Linked DNA regions of Homo sapiens: region 1 is linked to region 2. The links are chromatin contacts, found by Hi-C or POLR2A ChIA-PET in ENCODE. All regions are on one chromosome and are shown on one strand. The core of a region is the stretch at or near the end of the contact, and the rest is flanking DNA. Distances in the headings are between cores, read along the strand shown. Region 1 has its middle 32 kb from the start of RNF19B. Region 2 has its middle 8.3 kb from the start of SYNC.

Region 1 (5,456 bases), core at 564-3,063, 220 kb before region 2:
TCATTTGAGGCCAGCTGTTTGAGACCCACCTGGCCAACATGGTGAAACCACGCCTCTATTAAAAGTACAAAAATTAGCCAGGCGGTAGTTGCGCACGCCTGTAATCCCAGCTACTCAGGGGGCTGTGGCAGGAGAAGCGCTTGAGCCTGGGGAGGCAGAGGTTGCAGGGAGCCGACATCACTGCAACTCCAGACTGGGTGGCAGAGACCCTGTCTCAAAAAAAAAAGAGTTCTCAGTGAATGTTGCATGGTTACAAGTTGGAGAACAGAATATTCTGTTATTGGAGGAAGAAATACACTGATGCGCATAATCACAAAGCAATGACATAGGTGTTTGCTGTGTTCTCAGGTATACCACTCCGTGTTCTGATAAACTTTCTCAGTTTTGCTAATCTGGTTTAAATAAAAGGGACTAAAATCTGAGATTTGTAATGAAAGGAGGGGGTATGCCCTCAAAATCTCTGAACATATTTATCTGATCTTACAAATTTGTCAAAATTGAGCTAAGTTTGTACTACTTGGAGTTTTGCCTCTGTGTAAAATAATGTCCTGGCCGGGCACAGTGGCTCACGCCTGTAATCCCAGCACTTTGGGAGGCTGAGGCAGGTGGATCACCTGAGGTCAGGAGTTCGAGACCAGCCTGGCCAACATGGTGAAACCCCCGTTTCTACTAAAAATACAGAAGTTAGCCAGGCCTGGTGGCATGTGTCTGTAATTCCAGCTACTCGGGAGGCTGAGGCAGGAGAATCGCTTGAACCTGGGAGGTGCTGGTTGCAGTGAGCTGACATCACCCACTGCACTGCAGCCTGGGAGGCAGAGGGAGACTCCATCTCAAAAATAAAATAAAAAATAAAATAATGGGCTGGGCGCAGTGGTTCACACCTGCAATCCCAGCACTTTGGGAGGCCAAGGCGGGTGAATCACGAGGTCAGGAGATCAAGACCATCCTGGCCAACATGGTGAAACCCCGTCTCTACTAAAAATACAAAAATTAGCTGGGCGTGGTGGCGCACACCTGTAGTCCAGCTACTCGGGAGGCTGAGGCAGGAGAATCACTTGAACTCGGGAGGCGGATGTTGCAGTGAGCCGAGATCGCGCCTTTGCACTCCAGCCTGGGTGACAGAGTGAGACTCCGTCTGACAAAATAAAATAATGTCCTTAGAAGTGAAAGCTTATATACAGTATAGCAAGAAAATTAGAAGACTCGTGAAACCTGATGTCAGATTCCAAATCTTAGAGTGACTTACTTTGTATGAGTCAGTTTCATGCCCCTAACTTCCCCAACTTTCAGATCTTATTTATGTATTTAGAGACGGAGTCTGGCTCTGTCCCCCAGACTGGAGTGCAGTGGCATGATTTTGGCACACTGCAACCTCAGCCTCCCGGGTTCAAGTGATTCTCAAGTCTCAGACTCCCAAGTAGCTGGGATTACAGGTGCATGCCACCACACCCGGCTAATTTTTGTATTTTTAGTAGAGATGGGGTTTTGCCATTTTGGCCAGGCTGGTCTAGAACTCCTGACTCAAGTGATTCCCCCCACCTCAGCCTCCTAAAGTGCTGGGATTACAGGCATGAGCCACCTCGCCCGGCCCTCAGATTGCATTTAAAGAGCTTCCAGTGTCAGACCTCTCTCACCTTAGTCCTGGGCCCAGAGGAAAAATTGAAATCCTCCTTTCCCTGAAGACCAGATGACTTTCTGTTTCCTTTCACAGATGCACTTTTGTCTTCCTGGCCAGTGTTTTACTACAATGAGGATGGCAAGTCTGGACAACAGCCAGCTTAGAAGATTCTTATCTCTTGGGCACTGCAGCCAGACTTCACACATTTCCCTGCACCTAGGACAGGAAATGCTGTTAGTGGACTTTGGATTTCTGGAAGAATGTTCCCTGAAGGGGGCGTGTACTTGTGTGAAAAAGAGAACTTGTTGGAAAAAGAGGCAGACAGCCTGGAGATCTCTGAAACGCAAATTATCAACTCAAAACTTGGAATTCTCTTGAAGCCTCGAGAGAACAATTCACTTCTTTGATAAAATCAAAGAAGTCTGTTGGAGGGGCAGTAGTTTATGGCTAAACCTATATTTCTTATCTGGGTTCCACTTACTACAGCTGTGAGATTTGGGCAGTTTACTCTGAGTCTGTTTTCACTTAGCCAAAATGGAGATGATGATCCTAGTTAAGGGGTTGTGAAGACTGAGATGGTATACTGAAAATGTTTTTGGTAAAGGCCCATGTTTTTTCCTCCTGCAGGAAGAAGAAGAAATGAGTTAAAGGAGATTTTAGATATCATATAAGAAAGGAAGCCTAGACCTCTAGGCCAGAGGCTATGAAAAATTTAAATTTATTCTAATCCTTAGCGACACTTTAGTAGATGAAAAGGCCCATCATCACCACCTAGAGGCGAACACAAATAATGCATTAGAAAAGTTACAATAGCTTGGCCGGGCGTGGTGGCTCATGCCTGTAATCCCAGCACTTTGGGAGGCTGAGGCGGGCGGCTCACAAGGTCGGGAGATCGAGACCATCCTGGCTAACACGGGTGAAACCCCGTCTCTACTAAAAATACACAAAATTAGCCGGGCGTAGTGGTGGGCGCCTGTAGTCCCAGCAACTCGAGAGGCTGAGGCAGGAGAATGGCGTGAACCCGGGAGGCAAAGCTTGCAGTGAGCTGAGATTGCGCCACTGCACTCCAGCCTGGGCAACAGAGCGAGACTCCGTCTCACAAAAAAAAAAAAATAATAATAATAGCTTAGAAAATGGAGAAAGTTTAATTTCCTCTTCATACAGCCTTCATTCATTCTGAAATACCTACCGCATTTCAGGTATAAGATGTAGCAATGACTAAAATACAAAGTTCCTGTCCCCATGGAACTTAGACTCTTAACGGGGGAAGGCAATCAGATATATAACCTGGAGTGAGGATAAGTAATCTGTGAAGAAAAACAGGGAAGACAGAGTGGTAGATAGTGCTACTTGACATGACCAGGTTGGTCCTCCTTGATAAGGTTCCATTTTATTAGAGACTTTAATGGAGCAAGGAAGAGAACTATGTGAATATCTAGGGGAAGCACATACCAGACATGAGGAATAAACTACAAAGGCCCTTTGGTAGAGCATCCTTAGTCTGTTTCCAAAAAAGCATAGTATAGAGGCCTATATGGCTGGAACAAAGTGGACCAAGGTGGGGAGAGTAGTGGATTAGGTCAAAGACAGCTGGAGCAAGATTGTGTAGATTAGCCAAACAACTCTGAAGACAAGGAAATTTTAGATTTCTTTGGGCCAGGAGGAGGTAATCTTCAGCGCCAGACAGATGCAGTGCTTGCGGCCAGCTTTCAAAAAGGTTGAAACTGGGAGGGGCATGTCTGATCACTAGTACTACTTGGACAGGCCAATGTGAAGAAGCTTGTGGATATGGTAAATGAATACTCATTTATGCTCACCTAATGTACCTTCGTATGCTGCAGAGGCTGGAAAACTAAAAACTTCATGTCTTAGATTTCCTTGAAACCAAGGTTCTGAATGTAACCTAAGGTCAAGTTTTGCCAGTTAGATGCACAAACAAGATGTGGAAGGAGGAGTGATTCAGGGGTTATCTTTAGCTACTTTGGCTATTGCTCCTGCAAGATGTAGAGACCTTAGGTTTCTCTTTAACTGCATTCTAATAGCCATCAGTAGCTTTGTGGGTGTTGAAGGGTGTCTGGATCCATAGATAGCAGTTTGCGATATGTTTTCTTGTAGTCAACCTGTAGTGGCCTCCTAATTGCTCATCTCCCCTATGGTGGCAGAGGTAGCAGCTCACATGGAAGGCTAATTCCAGGTCTGGGAATCGCCTGGAGGCCCAGCCTATGGCCATGTTCCCCAGGCTTTCCAGTGCTTTTGTAAGCACCTAATTTACCTGTGTTGAATCCTTTTCCACTTAAAATTGGTAGAGGAGTATTGTTTCCTGCAGTTACTGAATCCTGGCTAATATAGTATTTGGTTCCAAAAGTGGTTACTAGTAACAGGCCCTCAAAGATGGGCTTCTTAGATTAGTTATGACTAAGCTGCATTTGAATGAAATGTAGATCTAGTCACCATTGGAAAATGATAAACTGGTAGGCAAATTGCTTACACCTGTGGTCACCTGAAATGAAATGTCTTTTGGAGAAAAGACGTTGGCACCTCAAAGGGCTGCCATGATAGATCATCATGTAAGAAATGGGGACAAATGATGGTGACTACACTAGAGGGGTTAAAGGAAAAAGACAAAAAGCTCAAAAGTTTGACATTTGCAGCTCAAGGCATAGTATGGGAGAGACCCAAAAGAATTTTATCTTTTGTAGCCGCAAGGCTCATGTACATCAAAATCAAAGGGAGATTCTGGATCACTGAATTACATACAACATAAGTTGAATTCGTAGCTTTACCAGGCCTCTTATGTGAAAATGGGGCTCTGAAATGAGCAATGGGGACCCTTGAGTGGATTTGGATAAATCCTAGTGCTGTCAACTCACAAACTCTACTTCTTTTAACCAGCAGAAGCAGCCATTCTTCCCCTTATAGATATGGCTGGTTCTGCTGCTTGAAGACCCTGGGGTAGTTGTCTTAAAGGGGAATACTAATACTTCTCGTGTCCCACCCCCTACCCCTCCTTGCTACCAGCTCTAACTAGAGTCAGATCCCAGTATGCTTCTGGAAGGCAAACCCAAAGTCTGATCTGAGAGACTTACAGAAGAATTGTAAGACTTTGCTAATTTGTATCAGCAGAAACAAGGGGAAAATGTGTAGAGTATATTCCAAAGATGTTGGACCAGGAAGATAGGAATATACATTTATTTTCATTTGCATTGAATTTATCAATATGGGGGTACTAGAGGTTCTGGACTCAGCATATTGGCTTTAGCAGCTAAGAATTTTTTTTTTTTTGGAGACAGAGTCTTGCTCTGTTGCCTACGCTGGAGTGCAGAGGCGCAATCTCGGCTCACTGCAACCTCTGCTTCCCAGGTTCAAGCAATCCTCCCACCTCAGCCTCCCAAGTAGCTGGAATTACAGGCTCATGCCAGCACACCTGGCTACTTTTTGTATTTTTACTAGAGGTGGGGTTTCACCATGTTGGCCAGGCTGGTCTTGAACTCCCGACCTCAAGTGATCTGCCCACCTTGGCCTCCCAAAGTGCTGGGATTACAGGCGTGAGCCACTGCGACCGGCCAAGAATGGCTCTTAACAGGTTGTTGGATGAAACCTGGACTTAAAAGTGGCCTATACAGAGATGGCAAAAATTCCTTAGTGTAGAATTAGAAGAATCAAGGCCAGGTGTTGTGGCTGATGCTTGTAATCCCAGCACTCTGGGAGGCTGAGGTGGGAGGACTGCTTGAGGCCAGGAGTTTGAAACTAGCCTGGGCAATATAGTGAGACCCCATCTCTACAAAAAGTTAAAAAATTAGCTGGGCATGGTGGTGTGTGCCTGTATAGTTCCAGCTAC
Region 2 (6,092 bases), core at 403-2,902:
AGGCAAGAGAATTGCTTGAACCCAGGAGGTGGAGGTTGCAGTGAGCCGAGATCGCGCCACTGCACTCCAGCCTGGGGGACAGAGTGAGACTGCATCTTAAAAAACAAAACAAAACAGCCGGGCGCGGTGGCTCACGCCTCTAATCCCAGCACTTTGGGAGGCCGAGGTGGGCGGATCACAAGGTCAGGAGTTCGAGACCATCCTGGCTAACACGGTGAAACCCCATCTCTACTAAAAAAATACCAAAAAAAATTAGTCGGGCGTAGGTGGTGCACGCCTGCAGTCCCAGCTACTCGCGAGGCTGAGGCAGGAGAACGGCGTAAAACCCGGGAGGTGGAGCTTGCAGTGAGCCGAGATCGCGCGCCACTGCACTCCAGCCTGGGAGACAGAGCGAGATACTGTCTCAAAAAAAAAAAAAAAAAAAAAAAAAAAACAAGAAATGCAAAAGAAACTCAGGCGACCATAGGACCACAGGGAGGGAGCGTCCTGGAAAAAGTGATATTTAAGCTGTGTTCTGAGTAACAAGCTTTAGGGCTTGGGGAAAGGGTGTTCCAGATACAAGGAGTGGCATGTGCAAAGGCTGTGGACCTGGGAGAGGACACGGGGAAAGGTTTTTCTGGAGAAGATGGCTGGATGGGGTTTTGGAAGCGGTAAGGAGAACAAACGGGGCGTTGCTTCAGTTTGAGGGATGTAGTGGGATTGGCCAGGGGAAGATTGCTGGCTTGGGCCTGCACCTGGGGACGGAGGGGCAGTTCCCAGAGGAGTCCAAGGAGCTGAAGGTGCTGCCAACTCCAGAGAGGAGTAGGGAAGCTCCGAAGAGGGGGTTTAGGGAGAGAGCTCCTGGACTGGCCTCTGGGCTGTGCTAGGGGAGAGAGAGACCCATGGAGGCCCGCGAGCCTGGGAAAGGGTCCCCAGCGTTCTCATTCCACAAAGGAATTCAATCAGAGCTCCCTCACAGGACAGAGGGAATTACGGTACATGCACTTCTCCTAAGTTGCTCATTTATTCCTCTCAAGAACTATAATACATTTCCCATTTGAAAACAAAGGAGGCTGGGCGCAGTGGCTCACGCCTGTAATCCCAGCACTTTGGGCGGCCGAGGCCGGTGGATCACAAGATCGGGAGATCGAGACCATCCTGGCTAACACAGTGAAACCCCGTCTCTACTAAAAACATATAAAAAAATTAGCCAGGCGTGGTGGCGGGCGCCTGTAGTCCCAGCTACTCGGGAGGCTGAGGCAGGAGAATGGCGTGAACCTGGAAGGCGGAACTTGCAGTGACCGGAGATCGCGCCACTGCACTCCAGCCTGGGCGACACAGCCAGACTCCGTCGTCTCAAAAAAAAAAAAAAAAAAAAAAAAAAAAAAAAGGAAGCAGAAGCTCAGAGAAGCCTAAGGGTACAGAGCGGGGAAACGTGAGAGACTGCTCTGCTCTGGATTCGAACCCAGCTCAGAGTCTAAGGCCTGGCACCTTCCCTGAGTCCCACAGCCTCCCAGCAAGCGCATGCGCCCTTTAAACTCCAGCAGCTCGCTATGGGTGGATCTGCGGCTATTATTGTTGTGTGTTCATTATCACTGCGGTGCTAAAGGACGTCCTTGATTCAGCTGGGACGCCGACCTCCCCACTGTCGGCGCGCCATCGGTCCTGAAAACTCAGGGCCCGGGCGGCCCCGCGCGGCTGCGGCGGAAAAGACAACCCCCGGGGCGCGGGGTCGGCGTGGCGGCGCCCCCTGGAGGCAGTGCTCGGCATTGCCCGACCTGGGGAGGAACGACCCTGAACGCAGCTTCCTCTGAAGCGGTGGCTGGTGGTCAGCACCGGGTAGGCCCCAATGGCTCCCAGACAGCGGTCCCAGAGGGCAGGGAGAAAGAAGGAAATAAAGAGAAGAACACTTATCAAGTGTCTCTTGTATACTGGGCAAAAGGCTGGGCATTTCCTGCACATTTTCTCATTTAACGCCCACCCAATCTCATTTCCTAGAAGCAGAATCAGGGGGCCAGGCGCGGCGGCTCACGCCTGTAATCCCAGCACTTTGGAAGGCCGAGGCGGGTGGATCACCTGAGGTCAGGAGTTTGAGACTAGCCCGGCCAACATAGTGGAACTCCGTCTCTACTAAAAATACAAAAATTAGCCTGGCGTGGTGGCAAGTGCCTGTAATCCTAGCTACTCAGGAGGCTAAGGCAGGAGAATTGCTTGAACTCGGGAGGCGGAGGTTGCAGTGAGCTGAGATCCAGCCACTGCACTCCAGCCTGGGTGACAGAGTGAGACTTTGTTTCAAAAAAAGAAAAAAAGAAGTGGCCGGGCGCTGTGGCTCACGTCTGTAATCCCAGCACTTTGGGGGGCCAAGGTGGGCAGATCACGAGGTGAGGAGATCGAGACCATCCTGGCTAACATGGTGAAACCCCATCTCTACTAAAAATACAAAAAATTAGCTGGGCGTGGTGGTGGGCGCCTGTAGTCCCAGCTACTCGAGAGTCTGAGGCAGGAGAATGGCATGAACCTGAGAGGCGGAGCTTGCAGTGAGCTGAGATGGCACCACTGCACTCCAGCCTGGGTGACAGAGCAAGACTTGGTCTCAAAAAAAAAAAAAAAAAAAAAAAAGGAAGCAGAACCAGAGAGGTTAAGTAATTTGCCCGGAGACACAAAACAAGTCTGTGGCCATGCCTGGGCCCCTTGGGGCTAAGTCTGAGGATGGAAAGGCTGCCAGATTCCCACTAGACTATAAGTCTCTGAAAGTCAAGGTTAATGACAATGATGTGGATAACACATCATTTATTCGTGGAGGCAGTGTATTGAATCTTGGGTGCCACCATTTCCTCTCTGTGTGACTTTGGTCAACTAAGTTGCATAACCTCTCCAAGCCTCAGTTTTCTCATCAGTAAATGGGCTTTATTACAGGCCCCATGTTATAGGGCTGTTCTGAAGATTTATTGCATTAAAGCAGATAAAATGCCTTCTAGCCCAGGTGCAGTGGCTCCGGCCTGTAATCCCAGCACTTTGGGAGGCCCAAGCAGGCAGATCACCTGAGGTCAGGAGTCTGAGACCAGCCTGGCCAACACGGCGAAATCTCCTCTCTACTAAAAATACAAAAATTAGCCAGGCATGGTGGTGGGTGCCTGTAATCCCAGCTAATCAGGAGGCTGAGGCAGGAGAATTGCTTGAATCCGGGAGGTGGAGGTTGCAGAGAGCCAAAATTGCGCCACTGCACTCCAGCCTGGGTGACAGAGCGAGACTCTGTCTCAAAAAAAAAAAAAAAAGACTAGTTTAGCATCTGGCTTGCAGTAGGGGCTCAAGAATATAGCTAACATCATTTACTAATTTGGCCACTATTTGTTTTTTCTTTTCATTCTTTATTCTCTTCTATTTGTCTTATTCATTACTATACTCTTCATGAACACATCATTTGGCCACTATTTGTTGAAAACCTAGGGACAAGGGACACAGCCATGAAGTCATACAGATATAGGTCTTGCTTTAATGACTTACTGTCTTTGTGTTCTTAGGGTTTAACACATTGTCTGGCCTAACAAATGGTGAAGTGAATGAATGAGCGAGTGAAAACACATGCTGTAGTCAGCCAGCCCCTGGTTGCAGCTTCAGAGAGAGGAAGCAGGAGAAAGGGGAGTTTCAAAAATAATAGTTAATTATTTCTTGTTTTTGTTTTGTTTTGAGACAGAATTTTGCTCTTGTTTCCCAGGCTGGAGTGCAATGGCACGATCTCGGCTCACTGCAACCTCCGCCTCCTGGGTTCAAGCGATTCTCCTGCCTCAGCCTCCCGAGTAGGTGGGATTACAGGCATGCACCACCATGCCCAGCTAATTTTGTATTTTTAGTAGAGACGGGGTTTCTCCATGTTGGTCAGGCTGGTCTTGAACTCCCGACCTCAGGTGATCCACCCACCTCGGCCTCCCAAAGTGCTGGGATTACAGGAGTGAGCCACCGCGCCTGGCTGTGTTATCTAATTTTACAGAGAAGAAAACAATTTCCATGAAGTGGAGTGACTTTCCTAAGGTCACACAGCAAGTAAGCGCTCCAAAGCTTGGATTCATACCCTGGCTCTCTAGAAGCAGTAGGTCAAGGCTGGGTGCGGTGGCTCATGCCTGTAATCCCAGCACTTTGGAAGGTCAAGGCTGGAGGATCGTTTGAGTTCAAGAGTTCAAGACCAGCCTGGGCAACATGGTGAGATACCCCTCTATCTGGCTGTGATCTGTACAAAAAATAAAATATTTAGCCGGGTGGGGTGGCACACACCTGTGGTCCCACTGATCATACCACTGCACTCCAGCCTGGGCAAGAGCAAGACTCTGTCTGAAAACAAAAAACAGAAGTGGTGGGTCTGAGGGCCCTGCCAGGGCATCTCTGTACCACCCTCCTCCCACCTCTAGACGGGTTGCTGGAGCTCTTGGCACAAAGAAAGTGAGCAGAGGCCAGGCGTGGTGGCTCATGCCTGTAATCCCAGCACTTTGGGAGACCCAGGAGGGCGGATTGAAGGTCAAGAGTTCACGACCAGCCTGGCCAATATGGAGAAACCCCTTCTCTACTAAAAATACAAAAATTAGCCAGGTGTGGAGGCAGGTGGCTCAGGAGGCTGAGGCAGGAGAACCCAGGAGGCAGAGATTGCAGTGAGCCAAGATCATGCCATTGCACTCCAGCCTGGGGGACAAGAGCAAGAACGCCGTCTCAAAAAAAAAAAAAAAGTGAGCAGAATGGCCTCCACCTGCATCAGTAGTAATGGGGAATGTGCTACTCTCAGCTTGGAGAGCAGCTCCACTTCCAGTGGCTCATGTGTTGAGCCTCACATTTGATTGCATTTCACAACAACCCTGTGAAGAGGGTGTTAATTGCCCATTTTGCTGAGAGGGAGCTGAGGTTCAGGGAGGTTGGTTTCCCAGGGTCCTATAGGATCTGCTCTGGGGTCTGGTAGAGACAGCTGCCAAGGCCATGCCTCCCCTGCTGCCCTCTGGTGCCTCTCCACTTCCCAGCTCATCCATCCATTCCTCCCACACGCATGTCCACTCACTCACAGTCCCCTGCCTGCCCCATTCTACCAGCCACAGAAACTACAGTCCTAAGACAGAGGGACCCCTTGGGTGGGGACCCTGCCTGGAGTGGCACCCAGAAGTCTTCACTCGAGATGAAATTTGTTCACAACTTTTCTGATTCTGGTTTTTGGTGCGTTTTTTTTTTTTTTTTTTTTTTTTTTGAGACAGAGTTTTGCTCTTGTTGCCCAGGCTGGAGCACAGTGGCACAATCTTGGCTCACTGTAACCTCCACCTCCCAGGTTCGAGCAGTTCTCCTGCCTTAGCCTCCCAAGTAGCTGGGATTACTGGCATGAGCCACTACACCCAGCCAATTTTTGTATTTTTAGTAGAGACAGGGTTTCACCAGGTTGGCCATGCTGGTCTCGAACTCCTGGCCTCAGGTGATCCACCTGCCTCAGCCTTCCAAAGTGCTGGGATTACAGGCGTGAGCCACCACGCGTGGCTCTAGTTTTTGTATTTTTATTTTATTTATTTATTTATTTGTTTATTTATTTATTTTTTTTTTGAGACAGAGTCTCGCTCTGCTGCCCAGGCTGGAGTGCAGTGGCGCAATCTCAGCTCACTGCAAGCTCCGCCTCCCGGGTTCAGGCCATTCTCCTACCTCAGCCTCCCATGTAGCTGGGACTACAGGTGCCCGCCACCATGCCCAGCTAATTTTTGTATTTTTAGTGGAGACGGGGTTTCACCGTGTTAGCCAGGATGGTATTGATCTCCTGACCTCGTGATCTGCCCGCCTCGGCCTCCCAAAGTGCTGGGATTACAGGTGTGAGCCACCACGCCCGGCCTAGTTTTTGTATTTTTAGTAGAAACCGGGTTTCACCATGATGGCCAGGCTGGTCTTGAACTCCTGACCTCAGGTGATCCACCTGCCTTGGCCTCCCAAAGTGCTGGGATTACAGGCGTGAGCCACGGAGCCCAGCCGGTGGGGATTTATTTATGTATGTTTTTGGAGACAGGGTCTCACTTTGTTGCCCAGGCAGTAGGGCATCATGCAGTAGTGTGATCATTGCTTACCGTAGCCTTGAACTCCTGGACCCAAGCAATATTCCTGCC

What was found. A loop is a pair of places that touch in the nucleus more often than their neighbours do. ChIA-PET counts read pairs that join two places held with the same protein, here RNA polymerase II (POLR2A). Pooled maps may share reads with other maps.
Region 1: a loop to region 2 is called in a pooled map, with 3 times the contacts of the local background. The contact joins two enhancer-like sites. A Hi-C loop is called at or near these places in 6 of 50 pooled maps. POLR2A ChIA-PET finds 5 or more read pairs at or near these places in 4 of 52 experiments (BJ, H1, OCI-LY7 and 1 more).

Annotation. Positions count from the first base shown.
Region 1 is chr1:32,930,533-32,935,988 of GRCh38, reverse strand. It overlaps a transcript of RNF19B not described here. Among named protein-coding and RNA genes, the nearest start is that of RNF19B, 32 kb to the left of the region's middle. RefSeq lists an enhancer at 1,607-1,901 and a silencer at 1,607-1,901. Within about 2 kb of position 1,813, at least 15 of the 41 ENCODE cell types and tissues checked have a DNase peak (open chromatin) inside an H3K27ac peak, as active enhancers do.
Region 2 is chr1:32,707,976-32,714,067 of GRCh38, reverse strand. No RefSeq gene overlaps it. Among named protein-coding and RNA genes, the nearest start is that of SYNC, 8.3 kb to the right of the region's middle. RefSeq lists a silencer at 1,611-1,850. Within about 2 kb of position 1,652, at least 11 of the 41 ENCODE cell types and tissues checked have a DNase peak (open chromatin) inside an H3K27ac peak, as active enhancers do.